Regions from separate parts of the Homo sapiens genome. Here region 2 is linked to region 1. Evidence: chromatin loops called from intact Hi-C (ENCODE). Cell type or tissue: PC-9. All regions are shown on one strand. Each heading gives the region's core, and the rest is flanking DNA. Links, peaks and the distances in the headings are about the cores only. Region 1 has its middle 35 kb from the start of FBXO5. Region 2 overlaps SYNE1 (spectrin repeat containing nuclear envelope protein 1).

Region 1 (12,902 bases), core at 2,050-10,049:
ATGCTCGTGCTATTCAATCTGCCTGAATAAATCTGTCACTTTTAATAATGTGCTCAGTATTTTAACGTTAACAATTATTTCCAGAGAGTAATGCTTTGCTGTATAAAAGCTATAAAACCAATAGTGTCACACAGCAAAAGATTATACTATACTATACGCACGGTTCAAATAAATTTAAAGAACAATTGGTAAAGCACTTAAGATAAACTTGGTATAAAATGAAAACTACAGAAAAAATGAGAAATAGGTGTTATTTCCCCTAAATTGACACACAGTGCTCATGTATAAATAAGCAAAAAGAATTACCAATATGAAAGTCAATCATATGATGGCAGCTCAAATTTAAAATATCATTTTATCCCTCTGATATGTCATTTCTCTTATAATCGTGTTTAAAAGGTATCATAAAAAATGAAGTTTTGAAATATGTTGAAGAATGTGATTTTTAAAAAGCAATAAAAATAATAATTCTGTCCACACCCTGTATTTGGTGAAAGGTAGATTATCCTAAAATATAACTGCCATCTGGGAATAGATACATTATCATTTTCTTCCTGTGACTCACTTATACATCATCTGTAGCCTCCATTTTTTTTCCTTCATCTGAGATGGTTGTTATAGCTCCAGGAGTGGAGAGCTAAAAAGCTAATAGTGTCCATAAAGGTCAGTCTTAGTCATAAAGGAGTAGAGATCTGTGGGTTGATTTCAGAGGCCTCAAGGAAGGTTCCTGTTCCCAAAATATCTTCTTAAGGATCCCAAAGTTTATTCCACAAGATGTATTATTTTACCTCAGTTAGGAATAAGACTGAAATTATGAGTCCTCCAAAGGCATGGCATTTTGACTTAAATTTATAGCAATGTTTAGTATCAAAGCTATTCTAAATAGAAAGAGTAGGTGGAAAGGCAGAGAGAGGAAGCAAAGTGTAAAGATGCTGGGTCCCCATGGTGGAAGGAGTTGACAGGAGGTTGCCGCACGTTCAAGCCCAAGGGCACACAGTCTTGCCAGTCAGATAAACCTGGGCTTAAGTTACTTCACCTTTGAGAGTCCCCAGGTAAACATTTGTAACATGAGAGGCAAAAAAAGCACCTGGCTGAAAGAGTTTAGGAGTTTTTTGTCAGGGGTGGAGGAGGGAGTTAGATGAGTAAAATGAGTTTATACCATGTAAAGTGCTTAGCTTAATGCCTAACACAGAGAAGGCACTCAATGATGTTAGTTGCCATAATTATCCCTGTTTCTGAAAGTAGAACAGAAAAATTCTCATGGCAGATAAATCAGGTGTACCTGGCTGCATGCCTGGAAAACTCATAAAGGAAACTTTATTAGACTAGAGGCTATTTAAAATTGCATCCTGCCATGAGATATTCTGGTCCTATGATGGTTTGTTCAACTAGTTATGCACTTAATGATACCAGTAGTTCAGAAAGCCATTCTTCAACTATGCTGGAGAGAAAGAGAACATCGTTTTGCTTTGACTCCTCATGCAAACCTGCACAAGGTTTTATTCTCAGGGGAAACTTAAGTCAATAAAAGTTATATGTTTGACACTTGGTATAGAATATTCCAAATTTGGATACAGTGATGCTTCCATCAGTAATTCCACAGGAATGAAGTTTTTTTATTAAATAAACCATAAATTGTGGTTAGGATATAGGGGAATAAACCCTCAAACAACATATGAACATAGAATATGCAATAATCATTTACTCTTAGAAATGCCCATGTGTAACTAATGTTACTCTACAAAAAATAAGAGCAAAATTAGAGAGGCATGGTGGCGTGTGCCTGTAGTCCCAGCTACTTGGGAGGTTGAGGTGGAAGGATTGCTTGAGCCTAGGACGTTGAGCTGCAGTGAGCCATGATCGTGCCACTGCACTCCAGGCTGGGCAACTATCTATCTAAGTTCCTATCTAAAAGAGTAAGATCCTATCGAAAAGAGAAAAGAAAAGTCAAAACGTTAAAAAAAGTTTATAAAGTAAAAAGCTTACAGTAAGTTAAGGTTAACTTATTATTAAAAAATAAAAAATCTTTTAAAATAAATGTAGTGTAGCCTTACTGTACAGACTTTATAAAGTCTACAGCAATTTAAAGTAATGTCCTAGGCCTTCACCTTTACTCACCACTCACTCACTGACTCACCCAGAGCAATTTCCAGTCCAGCAAGCCCTGTGCATTGTAAGTATCTTAAACAGGTATACCATTTTTTATCTTTTATATCATGTTTTTACTGTACCTTTTGTATGTTTAGACACACAAATAATTACCATTGTGTTACAATTGCCTACAGTATTCAGTGAAGTAACAAGATGTACAAGTTTGAAGCCTAGGAGCAATAGGCTGCACCATACAGCTAGGTGTGCAGTAGGCTATAGGTTTGTGTAAGTATACTCTATGATGTTTGCGCAATGATGAAATTGCCTAAGGACACATTACTCAGAAACTATCCCTGTTGTTATAGTAGCAATAATGCAAGAGGAAATAGATATATCCCTAACCATAGCAAGAAATTTTAGTATACCTCTATGAAAATTGATAGATAAAACAGTCAAAAAATAGTAAGAATTTGGAAAGCTTAAATAATACAATTAACAAGCACAAACAGCAGTCTATATTCAACAAGTAGAGAATACACATTTGTTGAAAGTAAACATGGAACACTTATAGAATTGGACTACACACTAGTCTCCAAAACAAATATCAAAAAATCAATATCATATATACCACCTTCTCACTGTATGTTCTATAGTAAAATAAAATTCAAAATCAAAATCCAAAAGACACACCTGAAATTCTATTTATTTAGAAATTTAAAAGCATTTATTTATAAGTAATGTTTGAGTCTAAAAAGTTAGTATTGGGACTAATAAAACATTTATAATGAAATGCCAGTGGAAAAAATACATATTAAAACTTTTGGCCTAGAGTTGATGTAATATTGGGAAAGAAATTCATAGCCCTAATTGCCTATGCTTAAAAAGAAAGATTGAAAATTGATCATTAAGTTATTTAACTCAAGAGAAAGAACTAGAACAGTGGCAGGAGTACAAAGACATAAAAAGAAGGAAATTGCAAGAACAAGAACAGAAACTCATAATGTAGAAATCAATAAAATAAGGAGATGCACAAAAAAGCCGAAAGCTGATATTTTTTAAAGACTAATAAAAATATTTTTAAGAGGCTGGATAAAGACAAAAGGAATTATCAAATAAAATATATTAGGACTGAAAAAGGTAAAGTAACTGTAGAGAAAAATTAAAAGAATTAAAAGAGCATACTATGACTCTATGACAATACATTGTAAAACAAATAAAAATAAAAATTCATAAACCTGGTTCAAACAAACTAAAGATATACATAACTTTTGTGTTTGTTTTTGCTTTTATTACTTTTTTCTTTTCTTTTTTTTCTTCTTTTTTTGGGATACATATATCTTTATATGTATATGTGTGTATAGATACATATGTGTGTGTGTATATATATCTGTGCGTAATTGAAATGATTTTTGAGCTCACATCTATTCACCAAAGAAGCTGACCCTTTGTACAGCATTACTCCCATGGCTATCACTGAATTGAAACCTCCTTAAGGATGGGACTATTTTGTCCTGAGATTTTCTTCCTCCAGAGTATCTAGCACATAATCTGATTTACTTTTAAAAAACACCACTCTTCTACTGGGTGATTTGATGAGACTAGAGCAACATTTTCAGTTAACGAGTTCTTGACATGGTCTTGCTGTTGGTAAAAATGTTCATATTACTCTATCAATTTGAGCATCATGCTTTGCTTATTAGTCTTCAGAGATCAAATTTCCATGGAATTTATTTAACTGACAAAAAAACAAGGTTATTTATTTCCTTATATCTGTTGTTCTCTTTTCTTACAGATATTAAATCATAAGACTTGGACCTTGACTATGAACTCCACAGTACACTAAAACTAGTTTCAAATGAAACAAAACAGGAGTATACTAAAATAAACAAGTGTATAAAAAATATTTTTCCCATTGATAATGATCTAAACTATTGATATCGAGGGAATTCTCCAATTTGACTACATTTCCAAAGATCACTACAGCACTGCCAATGCATAGAAGTGCAGTTTCTATGGACTCATCATTGAAAAACAAGAGGGAGAGAAAAAAGCAGTTAGCACAACTGTCTTCAAAAACAAATACAAAACTATTTTCAGCAGAATAGAGCACCTGCTTTATTGAAGTAAATACAAAATAGAAAGGTAAAGCACAGTATTTTCCAGGTGAACTCACTGCAGCCACTGATGATGTCAGTTTGTTTCCTTCCCTTTTCCTTTGGCAGAAGGGAAAGAATCCTCAAATGTTCAATGAGCCAACCAATGCTGCCAGTTTATTCAATAACATTTGAAGTAAGGACAAAACATTAAAAATATAAAATCTATGGCCTTGTGCAAATTCATAGCAATTTAATGGGAAAAACAACACTATCATTTTGGTTTTGAACCAAACCAAAAGTTATTTAAGAGATGATCTAACCAAAATATTCTATATATTACAGATGAGTCAGTTTCAAGTCACAGAGGCACAAGTGATGGCTAAAATGCAGTAACCAGGTCATATTTTAAAAAGAAAAAGTTCAGTTTTTCAGATGAAAAATCATGTGTAGATGAAGGAAAATTTGTAAATCATTGGAGGAAATCACTTTATTACTATTGTTATTGCTAGTTTATTAATAATTTTTAGTTGTACTGGACTATACAGATATGAGTGAACACCAAAAAAAACTCTACCAAGATATGCAGGTACTAATACTCTGGTATAATTTTTAAAAGTAGGCCAGGAGCTGTGGCTTATGCCTGTAATCCTAGCACTTTGGGAGGGTAAGGCAGGAGAATCACTTGAGTCCAGGAATTCAACACCAGCCTCGGCAACATAGGGAGACTTTGTCTCTACAAAAAAAAATAAAATTTGAAAAACAAATTTTAACTATTTACAAAGACAAATATCTATTTTTATTATAAAAAATTATATTTTGGTGACTATAAACTTGTGAAAAGACATGAAAAGGCATAACACATTTTATAAAAATGATTTGTATTTAATGATATTACATATAAACCACTAAAATGATAGCTATAGATGTCTACATATACAAAATATGCATATATGCATGCATGTATAATATATGTATACATGTATTATATATAGTATAGTATATTAAGCAGAAATGTTTTTCAATATATTTCCATGTAACTAAACCTTGTATATATCACTGCAGATTTCTTTGTCTTTTCATAGACAGAAATATTTTATAACTTGACATGAGACATCTGTCACAGAGAATGACAGTCTCATACATTTTAGCCTGGCTCCCCACCTCCGCCTTGGATTCAAGAAAAACATTTTGATGATTCACGCACAGTGTAAGGATAATATGACAATAAAATGACTTCAGGCTATGTAAGCCCATAAATAAAGGGAAATCAAACCTTTCATACAAGTAAATCCACGCAAGAAATCAATTTGTAAAATTGAAAAAACTTCTTCTAAATGGGCATGATGGGTATAAGTCTCTAAAAAGAATAAACACATCCATTTGCAGTTTCATTTTTTAACACATTCTCTCAGAGTTTCACTCAACCCCTCCCCAAAAAATATTTTGGAGTTTTATGGTGCCCAGCATAAATTTCCTTCTAATTTCTTGCTTTTGAAACATTCTCAATGTGATGTGATTTATTAGTTGATAGGAATCAATCATTTGTTTTCCACAGTTAACCATATCGGCTAGAGCAGAGTTTCCCCAACCTTAATATGCATATAAATTACCTGGGGACATTATTAAAATGCCAATTCTGATGCAATAGCCATGGGATGGGATTCCATTTCTGGTAAGTTTCCAGGTGACACCGAAGCTGCTGGTCAGCAGCCTGCTCATCATATACTGAAGGACTAGAAGATTTTGGCTATAGTTATTTGTTTTCTTTCCCTCTCATACACAGGCATTCAACAAACATGCTGAGCATGAACTGTGAATCAGCCATTGAGCTCTCAGAAAATGTGAATTTAAATGTAAGCAGCTTTATGAAGATTTTTTTTCCTTTATATTTTGCTTATTCCATTCGGTTATGGAAAATAGACTTCAAAATGCCTAAGGGAAAATATGATTTACGAATATTTGTTAGACTTGATTGAAAGTAACTAATGTTAAGTTATTTTTTTTTCAAACTACCATTGAAATCTTGGTGAAACAATCTTCTTAAAGCCTTACTAAAAAGAATACCTTACAGTCTCACTCCTAACAGAAAAACTCAGCCAGGCAGTTCACTTATGAGAGTCAACCAAAAGTTCATTTTCTTCAACCCTGTCAAAAGAAAGTTGGTCTGCAATTAGATAGATTTGGGTGAAAGTACAACATATTTCACTTACTTGTATGACCCTGGGCAACTTTTATCAACTTCCTGAGTCTCCATTTTTCTTACCTGTATACATGAGTTAATAAAGTTATCTTCCATTCATTTAAAACATATTTATTGAGCACCTACCATGTGTTAGGCACTGTTCTAGCACTTGGGATGAATCAGTGAGCAAATGAACATAGACTTCTTCCTCATATATCTCTTGGATAGAAATGATGTACATTAAGTAGCCCTTGCCACACGCCTAACACTCTCTCTATTTAGTAGCTTTCAACTCTTTGATGCTTTCCAAGTAACTCCCAGGTAAGTAAAACTGTCATTTTCTTAAAATTTGAGATCATTTATCCTTAGTGCTTTATTATATGCCAGACATATTCCAAGTACTTTGGATATGTGTCTAAACTCATGTAATCCTCGCAGCAGCCCAAAAGGAAGATTGGTATGCTCATTTTACAAGAAGAACACTTACTCAGAAAGGAAATTAAGGAATTCTCCAAGATCACAGAGCTAGCAAATAGCAGAGCTGGGATCCAAACTCAGTTTGGCCTCAGACACCCCACTCTTAACCACAACACCTTGGAGTAATGAAATTAGAACCACCGTAAACAAGTCCAGAAAGTTACACTTCGTGTACTGAATAGCTCTAAACTGTGGATTAGCTAGGCTTATTGTGCCCTCTGGTGGAAATCCAATGAAGTAAATGAAAAGGAATATTAAGTGCAATAGAAACAGAAAACGGCGAGTTTACTGACATCCTGAGCTTTTGAAAAGTTTTCAAGCTCATGAACATGGCAGGAAAATCTTCCAGGAACAAGACAAGAATACCAGCAAGAGTCTAAGGAATCAGCAGGCTGTAGATGCCTCGCACGCTGACTCCACACAGCAGAGCCTTCAGAGTGACAACTGTGCAAAGGAAACTGAAGATAAAATCTCAAGGGATAATATCAGTGTTAGCAATCTTAGTAGAAATAATTTTAAGTAAAAACATATTTATCAGCGTGCCAAAAAGCATTATCACGAATCTACTGTACACCACCTTCTCAGGAATGAATTGCTAACGGGAAATGTGACGTTCTCTTTGTACTGCTAGAATTGTCAAGATTCACGGGTTTCTGAGACGATGCCCTCCTAAGGCCTTAGGAACCACTTCCGCACTCCTTACCCACCCCTTAGTTCCAGGTAAAGCCTATGTGGAATAATATATTATTTCTTTGTTCATCAGAGTTTGCAGTCAAGCAATTAAAGTCAATGGGCATTAAATGCAAGTTGACTGGTCCAACTCAACGACTGCACAGCATTTTATATGAAGTTACTAGTGCTGTTCCTGTATACGGGCATCTGAGGAAGGGCGGGAACTGTTACTGTCCTCTTCCCTCTTCCCTTTGGTCTCGAAAGTGACAAGCTCCTTGTTGCCAAGAGATTCTCAGAATGACTCTGTCACTATCCCCTGTATTCCCTGTAGTAGTGAGAAACTGTTACCCTCAACTACCTTCTTTGGCTAGGGATTCTCCTTTCTTTATTGCGGTCTCTCAGGAAGATGGTGTTGACACTGGACATTGCTTGTGCATCCATCTTCTGAGACTGTGTGACTTTTATGTAAATGTTAGTTTATCTAGAAAGAAAGAATATGATCTTATATGCCTTGTCCTAGAAAATTAATTTTTCAGTAGAGAAATCCACTAGCATTATACCATACCCTTCTCCAATTCACCATCTACTTATTTATTTATTTTTTTAAATGTTCATTTATTTATTTATTTATTTTGAGACGGAGCCTTGCTCTGTCACCAGACTGGAGTGCAGTGGTGCGATCTCAGCTCACTGCAACCTCCGCCTCCCGGGTTGAAGCGATTCTCCTGCCTCAGCCTCCCAAGTAGCTGGGACTACAGGCACATTCCATCACGCCCAGCTAATTTTTTTGTAGAGACAGGGTTTCACCATGTTGTCCAGGATGATCGTGATCTCTGACCTCGTGATCCACGCGCCTCAGCCTCCCAAAGTGCTGGGATTACAGGCGTCAGCCACCGCGCCCGGCCCACCGCCTACTTATTTAAAATGCTTCTAATTTATGGGAGAATCATTTGAGCCCAGGAGTTTCAGGCTGCAGTGAGCTATGGTCATGCCACTACACTCCAGGCTAGGCAACAGAACAAGACCTTGTCTCAAAGAAAAAGAAAAAACAAAAAAGTTTAGTTAAAAAGATTAGCACTAGTCCTTAAAAATAAATAACTACTTAGGTGTGTTTAGAACTCGGGTCACTAATGCATGTCTTTCTCTGGGGTGTCACAATCTCTAATGTCGCCCCTGAGTTTTCCCTTCTGCTATCCTATTCTTAGGGCTTTAAAAAAGTTTTCTATGGAATTTTCCTAACTCTTAGAGCGAAATAGATATTGGTTTTCATAGTATGAGGAGAAAATAAATTATGACATTTACTTTTTTTCACAGTAGCAAAGGAATTTCTGAAGGCATCTGCCTTCCCACTCTGAATTCACACAGTAATTTGCTAGTGTACCCCTCAATTGCCCTTACCACTTCTCCAGAAACCACATAAGCTTCTTGACCATTTCACCCCTGAAACAATCCCAGGACATAATACAATAGGTTGCACATTTTAAAGAGGGGAAAGAAAAAAAAAAAAGGGCAATGATTTTCATGATTCAAGATTCCCTTCAGTAATTTATTTGTTCTGATCGTCTTGTTAGGAGTAATTTTCCTTCCGTTCCATTTTATATTTTGCTTATTTTGCATTTATTTCATTTTATCTTCTATTTTAATTAGTATATATTTTTGGTTTTTCTCCCTGCCTCCTAGACTTTCTCAGGTGGACTTCCTACCTGGCCATACAACCCAGAAACTTATTTACGTGATAATTTTCCTAATTTCCTCAAGGAAGGTACATAACTTGTACCATTCTAGATGCCTAGGAAAAATGTTAACTCATTACATATAATAGACGCACTAGGTTATGAAAGCTCAGTTCTCTCCTGGACACCTGGTTGAGAAAGACTCTGCATTAGACGTCACCCAGCATAGTTCATTATGCATAGAAGGCACTCAATAAGCGTTTTTGTAAACAAACAGATAAATGAATGGCTCTAAACTTTTAAGTGTGAGCTTTGAATTCATTTTAAGATCCATTCAGTCCACACTTTAACAGAATTATTTTCTAGTAGTAAGTTTACTTTCTCTGCTTATCTACTGAGGACAAAAAAGCTTTTCAATTCTCAGAAGTAAATAAAATATGAGATAGAAAATTTAGCATCAGATTATTCCAGTCTTATCAAAATTCTAGAATTATGTATTAAGGGACTTCATTATTTTGACTATCATACACGTACAGATACTTGTAAGCATTAACACTTTGGCCTTAATAAAAGATCTACAACAGCTACACTCATTTATTTTGTGTCAGAAATTGCATTAGTATTTTATCTGTATTTTCAAATTTAATCATTTTGTTAATAATATCAGATAGGCAATATTGCCTTCTCTTTATAAGTATGAAAACTGAAGCTCTTAGATGTTAAAAATTTGCCCAAGGTTAAATAGTATGTGGAAAGGTTAGAATTGCAAAGCAGAGATATCTAATGGTAAAATATCATTCTTTACATTTTGGGACACTATTATCCTACAGGTACTGTGTGTAAATAAAAGTTCGGATATATCTAATATATGACTATGTACCCTCTTCTACTCATGGATACAGTTATCTTTTGCATATTGTCAACATAAAAAGAATTGTATTGGCCAGGCGCGGTGGCTCACGCCTGTAATCCCAGCACTTTGGGAGGTGAGGTGGGCAGATCACGAGGTCGAGAGATCGAGACCATCCTGGCCAACATGGTGAAACTCCATCTCTACTAAAAATACAAAAAATTAGCTGGGCATGGTGGCGTGCGCCTGTAGTCTCAGCTACTCAGAAGGCTGAGGCAGAAGAAGTGCTTGAACCCAGGAGGTGGAGGTTGCAGTGAGCCAAGATCGCACCACTGCATGCCAGCTTGGGTGACAGAGCAAGACTGTTGCAAAAAAAAAAAAATTATATTAACAAAATGTAGTGGATATTTAACTATCAGTGCTTAAAAGAAAGGAGTGAATAGTTTCTTCCATTTGCACTTTCATTCTAATGACCAGGCACTTCTTTTTATTACTTTGTCTATTCTCTAATCCTCACATGAATATAAAGTCCAAGCCTTTGGAAACCAAATGATAAAGTGTAGCTGGACTTTTTGACCATTATCTTCATTCCTATCTGTCTCCAATAGGTAAATGGATTTGGGACCAAAATATAAGCCTTAGAAACCAAAACAAATGAGGCATTAGCAAAGTAAAACTTTGCAAACCTAGACTTACAGATTCTTGAGAGACTTCAAAGCTCAGGATGAAGGGAAAAGTTTACTTCTGAGGAAAGTGAGTAGAGAAGGCATTTGAAAAGGTCACAGCAGGTTCTAATGCAGAGGCAAAGCCAAGTTTAATGGCACTCCATTCACACTCAGAGAAGATGTCTACCTGAATCTATCTAGTCATCCTTTCATTCATTGATTCATTCCAGAAATATTTACTGACCACTTTCTAGGTGACCTTTGTTGATAACAGTAGTTTCCTGTCAGTTTAAGGGCAGAAGCCAAATGAGTCAGTCACTGCAAAACCACGAGGGGTAGGAGTTTGGAAGGATACTATTACAGTCAATTCAAATGAAATCTGTTCCTTCTTTTATTTAGGAAATGCCCTCCAATCTCCATATCTATAACTTGACTTGTCTTTTAAAATTATGAGAGATCTGGGTATTAGGTTACTATTAGGTTACTATACCATGACATATTTAGGTTTCGGTGCCAGGAAAGACTCCTCTGGTACTTATTTATTGTGTGGTCTTAGACCAACACAGTCCAATAGAAACATAAAGAAGTGGGTCATATATAATTCAAAATTTTCCTGTAGTCCCAGCACTTTGGGAGGCAGAGTTGGGCAGATCACCTGAGGTCAGGAGTTTGAAACCAGCCAGGTCAACATGGTGAAACCCCAGGAGAATTGCTTGAACCCAGGAGGTGGAGGCTGCAATGAGCCGAGATCACGCCATCGCACTCCAGCCTGGGCGGCAGAGTGAAACTCTGTCTCAAAAAGAAAATTCTAATTGCCACACACAAAAAAAGTAAAAATAAACAAGTACAATTAATGCTCATAGTATTTTTTTTACTCCACTATATCCAACATATCGTTATTTCAACATGTAGTCGATTTAAAATTACTGAGATTTTGCTTTTCTTCATTCCCTGTGTGCAGTATGTAGTGTTTATTTTACACTTACAGCACATCTCAGTTTGGCTTTGAAAGAGCCACATTTCAAGTGTGTGGTAGCCACATGTTGCTACCGCATTGCATAGTGCAGATCTAGACTTTAAATATAAGCAGTGGATAAAAATGTCGAAGAGAAACAAGATTTGTGTCTTTCGTACTCAAGACCAAAAAATAAATTGTTTATATCTTCCTATCCTAGCTTAACACTTCATGCAGACTTCATTTTATATTCTGACAACGTACATTGAATAGAATAGCAGTAATATTGTTTCATCCCTTTTTACAGTCAACTTCACATGAATAGACAAATTCAAAAGTATGATGTTATAACAGCACCATCTTGTGGCGTTGCATTTACATTGCTGAAGCAGAATTGGGGAAAAAGAGAATAATGCCAAACAGTCAAGATAGAATTAGGAGTTTAAGAAATTAGTAGAGGTACTATCATTTTTCTTTCTCTTATATGCAGTCTTTTTTTTTTTTGGTGGGGGGGCAGAGTTTCACTCTTGTTGCCCAGGCTGGAGTGCAGTGGCACGATCTCGGCTCACCACAACCTCCACCTCCCGGGTTCAAGCGGATCTCCTGCCTCAGCCTCCCGAGTAGCTGGGATTACAGGCATGTGCCACTATGCCCAGCTAATTTTCTGTTTTTAGTAGAGACGGGGTTTCTCCATGTTGGTCAGTCTGGTCTCGAACTCCTGACCTCAGGTGATCCACCCACCTCAGCCTCCCAAAGTGCTGGGATTACAGGCGTGAGCCACCGCACCAGACCTTATACGCAGTCTTTATGGCAGGTCTTCAAGTTGTATATACTGGGTATGACACACTTTCTGGACATAGGACATGAAAATGCTAATTTCTGAATTCCAGATAACACTCTAACATGAGCGTTGGAGAATGGCAAGCAGGCTTCAGTGCTAATATGTTAATATGGTATTTGTTTCACTGAATTGTGTGAGACGAAAGCTGAGAACACCCACAAAACACCAGTGCATATGAACACACTGAGATTTTAACACTAAAATATAATCCCCGCCATTTATAAATACCAACTGAGCTACTACAGGGCTGCCAACCCTAAACATTCCTCATTAGAATAAAGGCTTCAATGAAGCTGTATCTGCCATTAAATAATCACTCAACCAATCTGAAATTCCAGTTGGTCCCATACTATGTTAGGATGGCCAGATATAACCATGTGAGAACATAGCCTGGTAAGTG
Region 2 (12,902 bases), core at 2,354-10,353, 670 kb before region 1:
GCAAGTCTTGGCTCAATCAACATGAAAGAAACAGTCTCACTTCGGGTTTATTACAGACACATATTCATGGTCTAATCAGCATCTTTAAGCATGATACACAACAGACAGTTTTTAAACTCCTTTATATTTTTAAGGCAATTTTTACAGTTTTAGGGTTATTTAAAGTCAGTCCCTGCTTATAGATGCCATAATACTATTCATTCCTATTCTTTTACATTGATATTTATTAGCCATGTCAAAACTTTCACAGATTTTTGTTTTGTTTTCCTTTTCTTGAATGCCTTCCTATTTCCTACATTTTTTGTCACAATATATCTGCTGCAATTGCATTTTAGTTTGTTTATTCTCCTATCACTTGCCCTCAGAATTCGTATATATGTATATATGTGTGTGTATATGTAACAGACTGTACGTAGTCAGCATTGACGTCATATGTCAGCACTGATTAAACTGCAAAAAAAAAGTTTAATTCCTATGTCGTCCATCTCTAAAATGTTTTTTTTATTATTGACGGTCTATTCTAGTTCTTATCTACACACATACTCTACTTTCAACTTTATATCACATTTTTACTTAGCATCATACATTTATTTTTTGATACGGTTACATCACTTTTGGTTAAGATTATATATGTATAAAATTTTCTTCAACTTTTTTATAGTAGTGAGCATTTATGTCTTTTTAATTATTTGGTATTACAAATAATATTTCCAAAACCACCTTCATAATACATATTTCCTCCTTTATGTTACTTCCCCTAAAAAATGACTATTCAGAAATGGGAAATGGAGTCAAAGTTATTTGCCAAAGGATACTACCAAATTACAACTTTTAGTAATACATAAACACAGAGGTTGCATGAAAACTTTTTTTTTTATGTTTTAGATTTCAAAGAAAGTTTTCCTGTATATCCTCTCAGTTGACATTCATAATTATCACAAAACTTCTGTGATGACCTTAGTGGATTATTATTCTAAATTCTACAGAGGAGGCTCACAGTCGAGTGACTTTTCCAAAGTGACCTTCGTGGAACTAGAATAAAACTCAGACCTGCCTCAAAATATAGTGGTGCTTCCACACTGCTGCAATTCCTCTATGACCTTTTAAATAAAAGTCTTCAACTTGAAAATTCTCCAACTTCCTTAATTTTTCTTGACTCTTCTGTGTAGAAGACTTTGAAAGTCTTCACTCCAGACCAAGATTTCAAAATATTTAACGGGCCCCTGCATTTATTTTTTAGAATGTTGTTAGGGCAAGATAAGCTCTTACAGAGAGAATGCTCTCCAGTGAGATACAATCATTCAGTTAGAAACATCATGCATCTCATTTATAATGCATTTCTTATTCGATTAAAAAGATGAACTCATGAGCATCTTTGGACAGATAGGCTGCGCAGGCTGGAAGGAGGGCAAACAAGTAAGCTTACTACAGGCGCTATGCTCAGGCAATGCAACAGAATGTTCAAAATGCAGGTACATTTACTACCCTAAAGTAAAAATAAGATGACTAAATTTTGCAGAAGATGTTTAAAATAAAATTTTGAGTGAGATGTTTACTTTTCTTCAAATGTCAGGGAAACACAATGAAGAGAAAATGGAAGCATTTTGAAACATACCCAGCATCACCAGAGGTCTCTGCCGCCGAATGTTGAATTAGAATCTCCTCTCCACGACTGGCTACTGAGCGAAGGAGACTCTTCTGCTCGGCTAATTCCTGTTCTAACTCCTGCTCAAGGGAAAGGACAAACGCAAACACATTTGCTACTTTATGATTATTGCCTACAATCATAGTTCTAGCTATAAAATTCTCAGAGAACTTCGGTAGTGAGCTTTTAAGTTTGCATATTGCATAAAGCATGAGGTTTATGTAAATATTCAAATGTGTCTCCAAAGTACTCTGTAGTGTTCTTTTGCTTTGATACAGGATACCTCTGAAAAATCTGGGGGTTAAAAAAAAAAAAAAAACCACCAATGGGAAAAGAAAATTTTGCCGGGCAATAGTGCCCTCAAGTGGTACAAAATGTACTCTCATTTTTCAAAATCAATATTGTCATGCTAAAAGGATAGATCCTTGGGAAAAGTGGCTTTTTAAGTTCTCCACTTAATTGATAAATTAGGTTATCAATAGATTTGGCTTTAATTCTTCATTATTTATAATAAATCCTCTTGTTATTTGAGAAAATAAAATATTTGAATATGCTTTTTACATACAGTTAAGGTACCAATGAGAAATCATTCTTATTCATCAAAGTTCATTTGTTTCACTAGGCAACAATTAGCAATCCTATTTTGTAACGACATCTACTTGAAAGTAAAAATACAAACTGCATTCATTAAAAAAAATAACAAACATGCAACTTACACTTTCACCAAACCTCAAAAGGCTTTCCTGAGATTTATATTAAAATTAAATAGATTCAGAGGGCAAATCTGAAAACAGAATAGGTATCTCTGGTAAAGAAGATGAGAGCCATGTTACACTATTTGTAAACCTAAACACAAGCTTTTCTTAAAGACTGGATTTTCAAATGACCAATCATCCCAGTGGTCATGAGTCAATACACTGAAACACCAACATCTTGCTTCATTCAAAGAGAAGATAAAGAGACACTCTGTCTTTAGTACAGAAGCAACTTGTCTGTCCTTCTGAAATATGCCTCTCAGGTTCTTCTCTGGGCAGATCTGCAAGCTAGAGAGAGGTAGGAAACACTTTACTTTTTGTTGCTGGAGACTGCTCTGCCGCTGCTGGGTCCATGTGGTGCGAGCTTGGGCCAGCCATTCCTGGACGCCGGGGCTCTGCGTGGCTGTTAGGTCAACATCGCTCTCCTCCTTCTCCTGTGCTGTTCCCTGCTTTTAACGAGGCAGAAATCAAGTCATGCTACACACCGGAAAACCTTAACCAAAGGGGAGAGAAGGCTACTTTGGTGTGATCTATGTAATGATACCAAAGTGGCTCCACTGGGATGTGAAACCACATTTTTTAAAAAAAACAGTAACACAAAACCCATCTAAGTTATGGCATTTGCAGGAGCAAGAACAACATACAGATAATCACACATAGAACTGTTTGAGGGGAAAACCCATATATTTAGAGGTTAGTCTTTTAGCTGACCAATGTGGTCATCAGATATTCCAGATTTTTTTTCCACAAAAACATAACTCAAGATCCTTTGATGAGTTTGTTTTTTAAGTCACACAAAGGTAAACTGTTTCTCAAATGATCATTACCCACAATAATTGTGTCTCTCCCGTGAAAGCATTACCCTGCCTTATGTCACTTTCTCTAATCCAGGTCCAGACAATGAAAGATTTTTAGAATAATCTTCCTAAAAATTTTTCTAAAAGATTATTAATCAAAGACATTTTAATGTCTTTGAGAAGCAAAAAGTTCACTGTTCTGTAAGGCATCATACTCTCTGGAATTCAGTAAGAACTTAAATTTGATTCTCAGTTCATATGGGAGAAAATGTACTGCAGCATAGAGGCAAGGAGTCTAAACAAGGGTTTCCCAGGCCGGCTGGACATCCTCTGTTCCACCTTTCACAGACCAGGTCTTGACCTCTATGTCACAGAGCCTCACCTCCACCACAGTAACTCAAGTCCCAAGACACTGAACTAGGCAGGAAGCCTCATCCCTGATACTGGTCTGTGTAAACCTTCTGTGTCTACCCTACTAGGGCGATAGATTTAAATTATTCCTAGAATTCTCTATCTTTGAGAGTCTGCTGTTTATATAATAATATTTATAGACTGACCTACATAATTAATAGACTGTACTCAAAGATGAAAACTCTTTAAGAGTCTTTCTTTCAGAACCATCAATTAGCACATTAAAAAAAGTCATTTACTGTGGGCACGTGTGGTTACCATTTTACAAATTCAAAGCTTAATTGAGCCTTGAGAGGTCAGTGGTGTGATTATTAAAGGTGAGATCTCTGAAAAAGTACCCTTCACTCCCTCCATCACCATCACCAGAAACTGGCCCATTGCTAAGCTGGCTTGGAGAAAGTCTGACTAAAGGAGAAAGACCAAAGTAATGACTCAGCACCTAGGCAAGAGTTGATCCTTCCTGCCTGATTATTCTAATGGAATTTGAAAGGCCCTAAAATGTTGCACATCAAATGGGATTAGTTCTGAATGAGAGCTTTTCTACTCACATAGATTCATCTGTCAAAGGATAAATTATAATTTCAATATAACTCATTCACTACTTAATAAGCACTCACTAGACACTGTTCTAGAAGCTGGGAGTGTTTTGGAAGCCAGATGAGGGCCCTGGTGGGGAGTTAGACTATAAACAAACAGATAACTGAGCTGAAGATAAGGCCTACAGAGACTGATAATGGGATAGAAAGTTTTAGGGAGGCCTAAGGAAGCATCTTTAGAAGAGACAATTGCACTCTGCATGACGAGAGACCACCAGCCTTGCAAAGATCTAGAGTGAGGGCATTCAGACCCAGGGAACAGTTGGCACAAAGACCCTAAGGTGAAAGAAATTTGCCATTTCAGAGAGAACAGAGCAGTGAAGAGGACAGCAGGGCTGGCGTACCATGGGGCAGAGGAAGGATATTTTACAGGTTGCTTCCACGGAGGAGCCTCCTGCCATCTATTTCTGGAGCTGCTGCTCGCCTGCCCCTGGTTGTTCTTTGCAATGTCTGAGCACAACATGGGACCCAGCCATTCCAGCTCATCCAACCTAACTGCCCACAGAGACCCTTCTCTCGCTCTCCTATTTTCAGAGTTTTATACTCACCATTTTAGGGAAATAGATGGGATCTGTTTACCTTTCTGTTTCTTCTTTTTTTCATTAGAATCTCATGATTAAATTGTCTAATAGACTTTATCTTTATCTTTGCAAGGCGGTGTCGGTGCTTGAAGCTAAATGAACAGTAAAAACCTGTAGGTAATAGTATATAAAACTTTCTCCCAGATTCTGAGCCCACCCGAGCTCAGAGGTACTTCCTTTCCTTTCAGATGATCCAGCCAGAGATTGCAGTTTAGGTAGAACAACGGGGGTGCAATGGTCTAATATATGCTAGTTGCATTTTGCAAGACCTTCAGAATGGGTGACTAGTGACACTAAATTCTCCACCTTCTGCGGAATTTCTCAAAGATAAGCAGTGATTTTCCTAGAGATGGGAAGTTTGGGTGGATGGGCATTCTCCCAGAACTGGAACCCATGATTTTCTGCATGAAAACAGATTCTCTCTCATCTAAGACTCCACCACCTTCTAAGAATAAGCTCTAAAAGATCCTGGTTCTTCCAAGCAAAGTTGAAACAGCAGTTCAAAAGGAACCCATAGAAAATGGCCTCAAGAAATCAGTGGACGAGACTGAAAGTTGTCCCCATCAGAGCTGCTCCAGCTGCCAAAGTAGTGGCCCTGGCCATGACCTGCTGACTTGCTTTTGTGGGATCCAGGCCACTTCCTCTCTGCTTTTCTCTTCAGCAAAAATTTGTTTTTCAGAGCCCGGCCTGAAGACTCCCTTGGAAAATTCTCCGAGCCCTGAGCCCAACACGCTCTTCTACACCAGTTACTATGGTCTGATTGAGAGAGGTTGGCTCAAGTTCCTTACACCAAATTTGGATTTGGAACACTGACAATCGAAATGTTAGGTCTTAACAACTTCCTCACTTTTATATGCACAGATATATATTCAGATTCTATGCGGTTAGACTCAGTTTTTCAGTGAGTGAATTTTTCTCTGAATGATTTAGTCATTGTGAAACATAAGACTTGGACCACAGGAAGCAAACCATGATTAAGAATCCAGTTCAAATTTCATTCTCTTTCCCCTGGGGATAAGAAGGTGCAGCCAGAAGGAATGTAATTATGGTAATTACTTTCTCTGAGGTGTGATAACAGTTTTCTGCCATGCCTAGGGAATGCAGAGGTTAGGCGGTTTCTGTCACCAGTCCCCACTGGGTGGGGCTACATAAACTTTATTTTGGAAATACTAGAACAGTAACCACTTTTGCCAGGAACATTCCTTGGAAGATGAATGAGGACTGGGCAGTGCTAAACATTACATAAAACATTTCTTTATAAAGCTTTTTATTATTTTATGGGGCAATCTCTCTGTTCTTTTAATGAATGATAATGTGTGAAAAAGACCCAGCTTCATGAAGATACCACGTAATTCAGGAGATCTTACTACATGCCCTTAAGATCTTCACATAGAGAAGCAGTCTATTTGATAGGAAACAAAAAAGCATAGTCATTCACTGATACCCATGCAAGTCAAATTAGTTAAAAGGAATGGAGGTAAGAGGTATTACCATCTCCCAGCTTCAGTAGCACTAAGTAATGGTGTGCTTACAGACTTAGGAAGGTATTCCAACCCTCCTGAATCATCCAAGCCCCAATTAAAGAGCATTAACATTGCTGAGGGCTGCATTTAATGGATGATTTGTTTTCTGCAATTAACTTTAGTTAATTTCAGATTAACTCCAAATTATTTTTAGTTTTCTACATAAAGGGACATGATCCTTTTCATGGCAATAATAATGTAAACAGGGCTCCTTTTCTTCCCACAGATGGAAAAACAATCTTCCAGGAAGCTCTAATTATTTTAAAAGATCTAGTAATATTTTATATGCTGGGAACTTCATTAGATGAAAGATGATGGAATTTATAGATAGTTTAAAAATAAACAGTAACCAATTTCCATGTAGTAAAACACTACCACATTTTTCTGTATTTACACTTCACCCAATGTGGGCAGGGTCAGGACTTGACTCAGTTTAAAGAATTCCCGTGGACCTGGGCAGGATCTGCTGGGTGTGGACACCACAGTGGTGTGTACATGCTCAGTCCAGCCCGCTAAGTCTCAAGCCTGGCCTTTCAGCATAGCAGAAGCTTCTTCGTCTCAAAGAATGTGATTTGGAAACAGTTGGTTATTGTTATTAATTATTTTAACTGCTGCAATTTGAGCATTTATTGTATTACTTGCATTTAAATCCTCACTGTTTTTTTTCTTTTTGATTATTTTTTCCACATGTTCTAAAGAATTTTTTTAAGTTAAATATTATTATCCATATTTTACAGATGAGAAAACTGATCCGTAAGAAAGTTGTGGAAAATTTAAGGCTCTTGCCCCAGGTCACCTCGTTAATAATGAATGGGAAAAAGATAAACAGATTTCAATCCTGGCTTGTGGATATGCTTTCTTTGGCACACAAATTATTTTAAAATTTTAGATTTAAATGTCAACGTTTAAAAGTTGGGAGGCTTTAGAAATAAATCCACATTCCCTATCTCTTGAAAAACTAGAAGATCCAGCAATGCCACTTGTAAATTCTTGTGTGATAATAGCTAGAGCTTAGTAACAGCTGCTTCTTAGACAGGAGACCAGCTTGCCAAGGGCCAGGCTGGGCCTGCTCCCCTCATTGGTTTTGCCCTTCCCAGGCCACGAGACCTTGGAATTTGTGGTTCCTGCCTTGTTTAATCCCTCTTGTGCTTGTGAGTGAGGATCAGGCCGCCCCTTCCCTTACTACCTGCCTCTAGCGGTAGGGTGGGGCAAGGGAGTAATAAGAGCTTTATAAATGATTGCTATCCTACCTAGGAAACTTTCAAGGCTTTCCCTTTATTTTAGCTTCTTTAGAAATTAAGTTCATTCAGAGATCACCACTGAAAATAGAAGAAAGCATTATATATTAGACCTATAATAGCTGTTTACAAAACTAGGTGAATTGCTGTCTACTTTTACAGCTAGAAAATCATTCTACTTCTGTTCAGTTTTAGTATGTGTAACCTTTTCTTTTGACTTTAATTACAAAGTCACATTGCATGTGCATTTTCAAGTGTGTAAATCCAAGTGAAAAGTTATATTTTTTATTTGCATCTATTTACCCAACACAGAGTTCAAACGTCTTTTCATATGTTCATTGTCCATTTATATTTCTTTTCCTGTGAATTATCTCTTCATATCTTTTGTCCATATTCTATTATTTGATCTTTCCTTATTGTTTTACAAAAGATTTGTGAATTGCATAGTTTCTTCCCTGTTTGTCTATGTCTTTTGTTTTATTTTGTGTTACTCATTCCTCCCTGTCTATGTCTTTCAATTTGGTTACTTTTTTGGGGGTGGGGAAGGGGGGTCATACAGAACTTTTTTATTTTTGTGTAGTAGTTTCATTTTTATTTGTTTATTTATTTATTTACTTATTCATTTTTGAGATGGAGTTTCACTCCTGTTGCCCAGGCTGGAGTGCAATGGCGTGATCTCGGCTCACTGCAACCTCTGCCTCCTCGGTTCAAGTGATTCTCCTGCCTCAGCCTCCTGAGTAGCTGGGATTACAGGTTCCCACCACCACACCTGGCTAATTTTGTATTTTTAGTATAGACGGAGTTTCACTATGTTGGCTAGGCTGGTCTCGAACTCCTGACCTCAGGTGATCCACCTGCCTCAGCCTCCCAAAGTGCTGGGATTACAGGTGGGAGCCATGGCCCATTTGTTTATTTTTTTAGTTGGCGTCTCACACTGTCACCCAGGCTGCAGTGCAGTGGCACAATCATAGCTCGCTGCAGCCTCAACCACCTGGGCTTAAGGGATTCTCCCACCTCCTCCCAGCTTCTCCCATCCCAGCTTCCTTAGTAGCTGGGACCACAGGCGTGTGCCACCACGCCCGGCTAATGTTTTTATTATTTGTAGAGATGGGGTTTTGCTATGATACCCAGGCTGGTCTTGAACTTCTGGGCTCAAGCAATTCTCCCTTCTTAGCCTCCCAAACTGCTAAGATTACAGGCATAAGCCACCAAGCCCTGCCAATGTATTAGTTTAAAAGAAGCTATAAAATTATGGGTTTGGGGTATACTGGCAAAGGTTTTCCCTATCCTAAGATTAAAAAAAAAAAATCATACATTGAGTACCTTGCAGACTTAAGTTTTATATTGAAATCTTTGATCCACCTGTGATACATTTTTCTGTAAAATATGGGGTAGAAAATACAGTTTATCACGTTTCAAGTGATTATTTACAGAGTGAGTCATATTTTGTCCACTGATTTGTAATGCCACCTAAAATATTTATCAAATTCCTTTACATACCAAATCTCTTTCTGGAATAGTTATTGTTTAATTTTCTGTTCACATATTTATTGCGCCAACACCAAACTATTTTAATTATTGTAATATTGTATTTTAATATGTGATTAGACTGGCCGGGCATGGTAGCTCACGCCTATAATCTCAGCACTTTGGGAGGCTGAGGTGGGTGGATTGCCTGTGCTCAGGAGTTGAAGACCAGCCTGGGCAACATTGAGAGACCTCCATCTCTACAAAAAATTAAAAAAATTAGCTAGGCAGGTGGTGCGCGCCTATAGTCCCAGCTACTCAGGAGGCTGAGGTGGGAGCATTACTTGAGACTGGGAGGCAGAGGTTGCAATGAGCTGAGATTGCGTCCCTGCACTCCAGCCTGGGTGACAGAGCAAGACCCTGTCTCAAAAAAAAAAAAACAAAAAAAAATCCACACACATATATGATAAGACTAATAATCCCTCAAAACTCTTCATTTTCAAAATTTTATATGGGATATTACATTATTCCTCTAACTTGTTTTTTGTCTATGTAAAAACTATAAATTCTCGACTTCTTTTTTTTTTTTTTTTTTTTTTGAGACAGGATTTCACTCTGTTGCCCAAGCTAGAGCACAGTGGCACAATCTCGGCTCACTGCAACCTCTGCCTCCCAGGTTCAAGCAGTTCTCATGCCTCAGCCTCCCAAGCAGCTGGGATTACAGGCATGCCCCACCACACCCGGCTAATTTTTGTATTTTTAGTAGAGATGGGGTTTCACCATGTTGGCCAGGCTGGTCTCAAACTCCCGACCTCAGGTGATCCACCTGCCTTGGCCTCCCAAATTGCTGGGGATACAGGCGTGAGCCACTGTGCTCGGCTGACTTCATTTTTTAATTTTTATTTTTTGTTGGATTCTTTTATGCTTTTCAATGACCTAACTTCATATTTTTAATAAGCCAGTCATCTTCCTAAATTTCTCCATTGCTTCTAAATAGTTTTTAGTTGATTAAGTTTGGTTTTCCATATCATATAATCATATCATCAGCAAAAAGCCGAAAAAAAAAATACATAGGTTAGTCCTAACAATCATCCTCACACTGAGAAAACAGAAGCAATCACAGTGAACTTCCATGAAGTTTCCGTTAACAATATTTATGTCCTACTTCCTACCAGTATTTGTATTCCAACATAGATGCTTTCCCTCCCTCCTCATTTTACTTGGAGAACAGATTGGCCTGGTCTCAACCATTATTGCAGGAGAAAGGTGTAAATGGTAAAGGAAGGCACAGTTTGGATTAGGCCACAAGAAGGAGCAGATGATACCATCAGATGCTTATAGGGTTGGGGCAGCTAATGGGCTTCTAAACTATTTGGTCCCTGGCTTACTTAGCAAGAAGGGTAGGGAAGACCAAACTCTGCACTCTTTTTTTTTTTTTTTTTTTTTTTTGAGACGGCGTCTCCCTCTGTCTCCCAGGCTGGAGTGCAGTGGTGCGATCTCAGCTCACTGTAACCTCTGCTTCCCAGGTTCAGGTTCAGGAGATTCTCCTGCCTCAGCTTCCCAAGTAGCTGGGACTACAGGCGCCCACCACTATGCCCGGCTAATTTTTGGTATTTTTATTAGAAACGGGGTTTCACCGTGTTAGCCAGGATGGTCTCCATCTCCTGACTTCATGATCTGCCAGCCTTGGCTTCCCAAAGTGCTGGGATTACAGGTGTGAGCCACCGCACCTGGCCTGTGTACTTTTTATCCTATCCGTTTCCTCCCCAACAAGAAGATTGTTCTTGCAATCACACTCCTTTTTCTTTTTCTTTTTTTTTTTTTTTTTTTTTTTTTTGTTATGAGACAGAGTCTTGCTCTGTCGCCCAGACTGGAGTGCAGTGATATAATCTCGGCTCACTGAAATCTCCACCTCCCAGGTTCAAGCAATTCTCCTGCCTCAGCCTCCCGAGTAACTGAGATTACAGGTGTCCACCACAAGGCCCAGCTAATTTTTTTTTTTTTTTGTATTTTTAGCAGAGATGGGGTTTCACCATGTTAGCCAGTCTGGTCTCGAACTCCTGACCTCAAGTGATCTGCTTGTCTCGGCCTCCCAAAGTGCTGGGATTACAGGCGTGAGCCACGGCGCCCTGCCCACATTCCTTTTTCACCAACTTTTCCTCTATTGAGTTATTTCCATCAACGTGTAAACTTATTATTTTTCTGATCTTAAAATGAAATACTCAAATTGTGATGAATGTAAAAGAAAAAAAGAGATAAAATTTTCTTTGACCCACTTCTCCTTATAGCTTATCTCATTCCTCTATATACCACTTTACAGCAACACTCCTGGAGTAGCCTTTACTTTCCCTCTCCAGTTCCTCTCCTCTCATTGTTACTTTCATGTCAGAGTGCTTTTTGCCTCCACCACTCCGCTGAACAGCTGTTGTTAGTAGTCCTAACAAAATCTATTTGCAAATGTTTGCCAAAGTCCAAGAGTGTAAACTTAAAGCTGCATGCTAAAATGTCAGCGTAAAGCAGGTACACACACAAGTACGCGTCACCGCCAACCTGTTCCTTTACCTGGCAAACCTTAGAAGGAGCACGTGAACAGTGTGCCAACTTTCAGCTGTGGGCCAGCGGCTGGAACCCTCACCTGCATGTTGAGCTGCTTATCATGCAGGGCTCTCTGCAGCTCCAGCAGGCTCCCCTTGAGCCTTCTCAGCTTTCCAGCCAGCTGCTCGGCCTCGTCCTTGGTGTGAGCTTTGCCCTCCAGCAGCAGGTTCTCATTGTGGACTGACAGTTCTGATAAAGCCACCACCTTCTGCTCTATTTCCACCAGCATATTCTGCAGCAACAGAAATAAGAATGAAACTCACACATCTCCCCAGCCTCTGCAAAGACTGTTTCCCACAGTGAAATACAGCCCTTTGGAGTCTTTTACGAAACGGACAGGCTTTCATGATTTTTTGTAGTTTTCCCACGGCCTTGACGAGTAAGTAGTCTGTAGGCTTTTTTTTTATATTTTTTAATTTATTTTTATTTTTTTAGACAGAATCTCACTCTGTCGCCCAGGCTGGAGTTTAGTGGAGCGATCTTGACTCACTGCAAGCTCCGCCTCCCAGGTTCACGCCATTCTCCTGCCTCAGCCTCCCGAGCAGCTGGGACTACAGGCGCCCACCACTATGCCCGGCTACTGTTTTGTTTTTTAGTAGAGACGGGGTTTCACCGTGTTAGCTAGGATGGTCTAGATCTCCTGACCTCATGATCCGCCCACCTCGGCCTCCCAAAGTGCTGGGATTACAGGAGTGAGAGCCACTGCACCTGGCCCTTTTTTGTTTTTGTTTTTTTTTGAGGGAGGGTCTTGTTCTGTTGCCCAGGCTGGAGTGCTTTGGCATGAACATGGCTCACTGCGGCCTCCATCTACTGGGTTCAAGGGATCCCCTTGCCTGAGCCTCCCATGTAGCTGGGATCACAGACATGTGACACCACACCTGGCTAAATTTTTTATTTTTTCAACAGAAACAAGGTCTCACTTTGTTGCCTGGGCTGGTCTCAAACTCCTGGGCTCAAACAATGCTCCCACCTCAGCCTTCCAAAAGTGTTGGGATTACAGGTGTGAGCCACTGTGTCTGGTGACTTTTAATTGTCTGTTATGGTATTAGAGGGGTCCATAAAAAATTTGCCTGAGCCTCTCAATTTTTCTTTTCTTTTCTTTTTTTTTTTTTTTTTTTGAGACAAGGTCTCCTCTAAAATGGAGACTAAATTAGAGAAAAAGAAAAATAGCCTTTCTTCTTCCTAGATAAGACTTAAAACAAAAAACAAAAAAGACTAAAAAAAAAAACAAAAAAAAGTTTTACTTTCCTTATAAATCATTGTTTTTATGTTAATTCTGCACCCTTTGAAATGT

What was found. Peaks named below come from ENCODE experiments on the same cell type or tissue, not always from the same donor. Only the 100,000 strongest peaks of a DNase experiment are listed, where the experiment ranks them.
Region 2: a loop joins it to region 1, with 5 times the contacts of the local background. A loop is called at or near these places in 3 of 110 quality-filtered maps.

What each region holds. Positions count from the first base shown.
Region 1 is chr6:152,941,312-152,954,213 of GRCh38, forward strand. No RefSeq gene overlaps it. Among named protein-coding and RNA genes, the nearest start is that of FBXO5, 35 kb to the right of the region's middle. In PC-9, for the core only: CTCF peaks have their summits at 7,045 (motif pointing left) and 7,246; a DNase peak (open chromatin) is centred at 2,390; H3K27ac peaks cover 1,158 bases.
Region 2 is chr6:152,266,441-152,279,342 of GRCh38, forward strand. SYNE1 (spectrin repeat containing nuclear envelope protein 1) reads right to left here. Exons shown (of 146, transcript NM_182961.4): 98 at 11,649-11,840; 99 at 2,715-2,846; 100 at 1,616-1,725. Among named protein-coding and RNA genes, the nearest start is that of SYNE1-AS1, 110 kb to the right of the region's middle. In PC-9, for the core only: no CTCF peak of the experiment used is centred there; DNase peaks (open chromatin) are centred at 4,041, 5,791, 6,801 and 7,391; H3K27ac peaks cover 1,462 bases.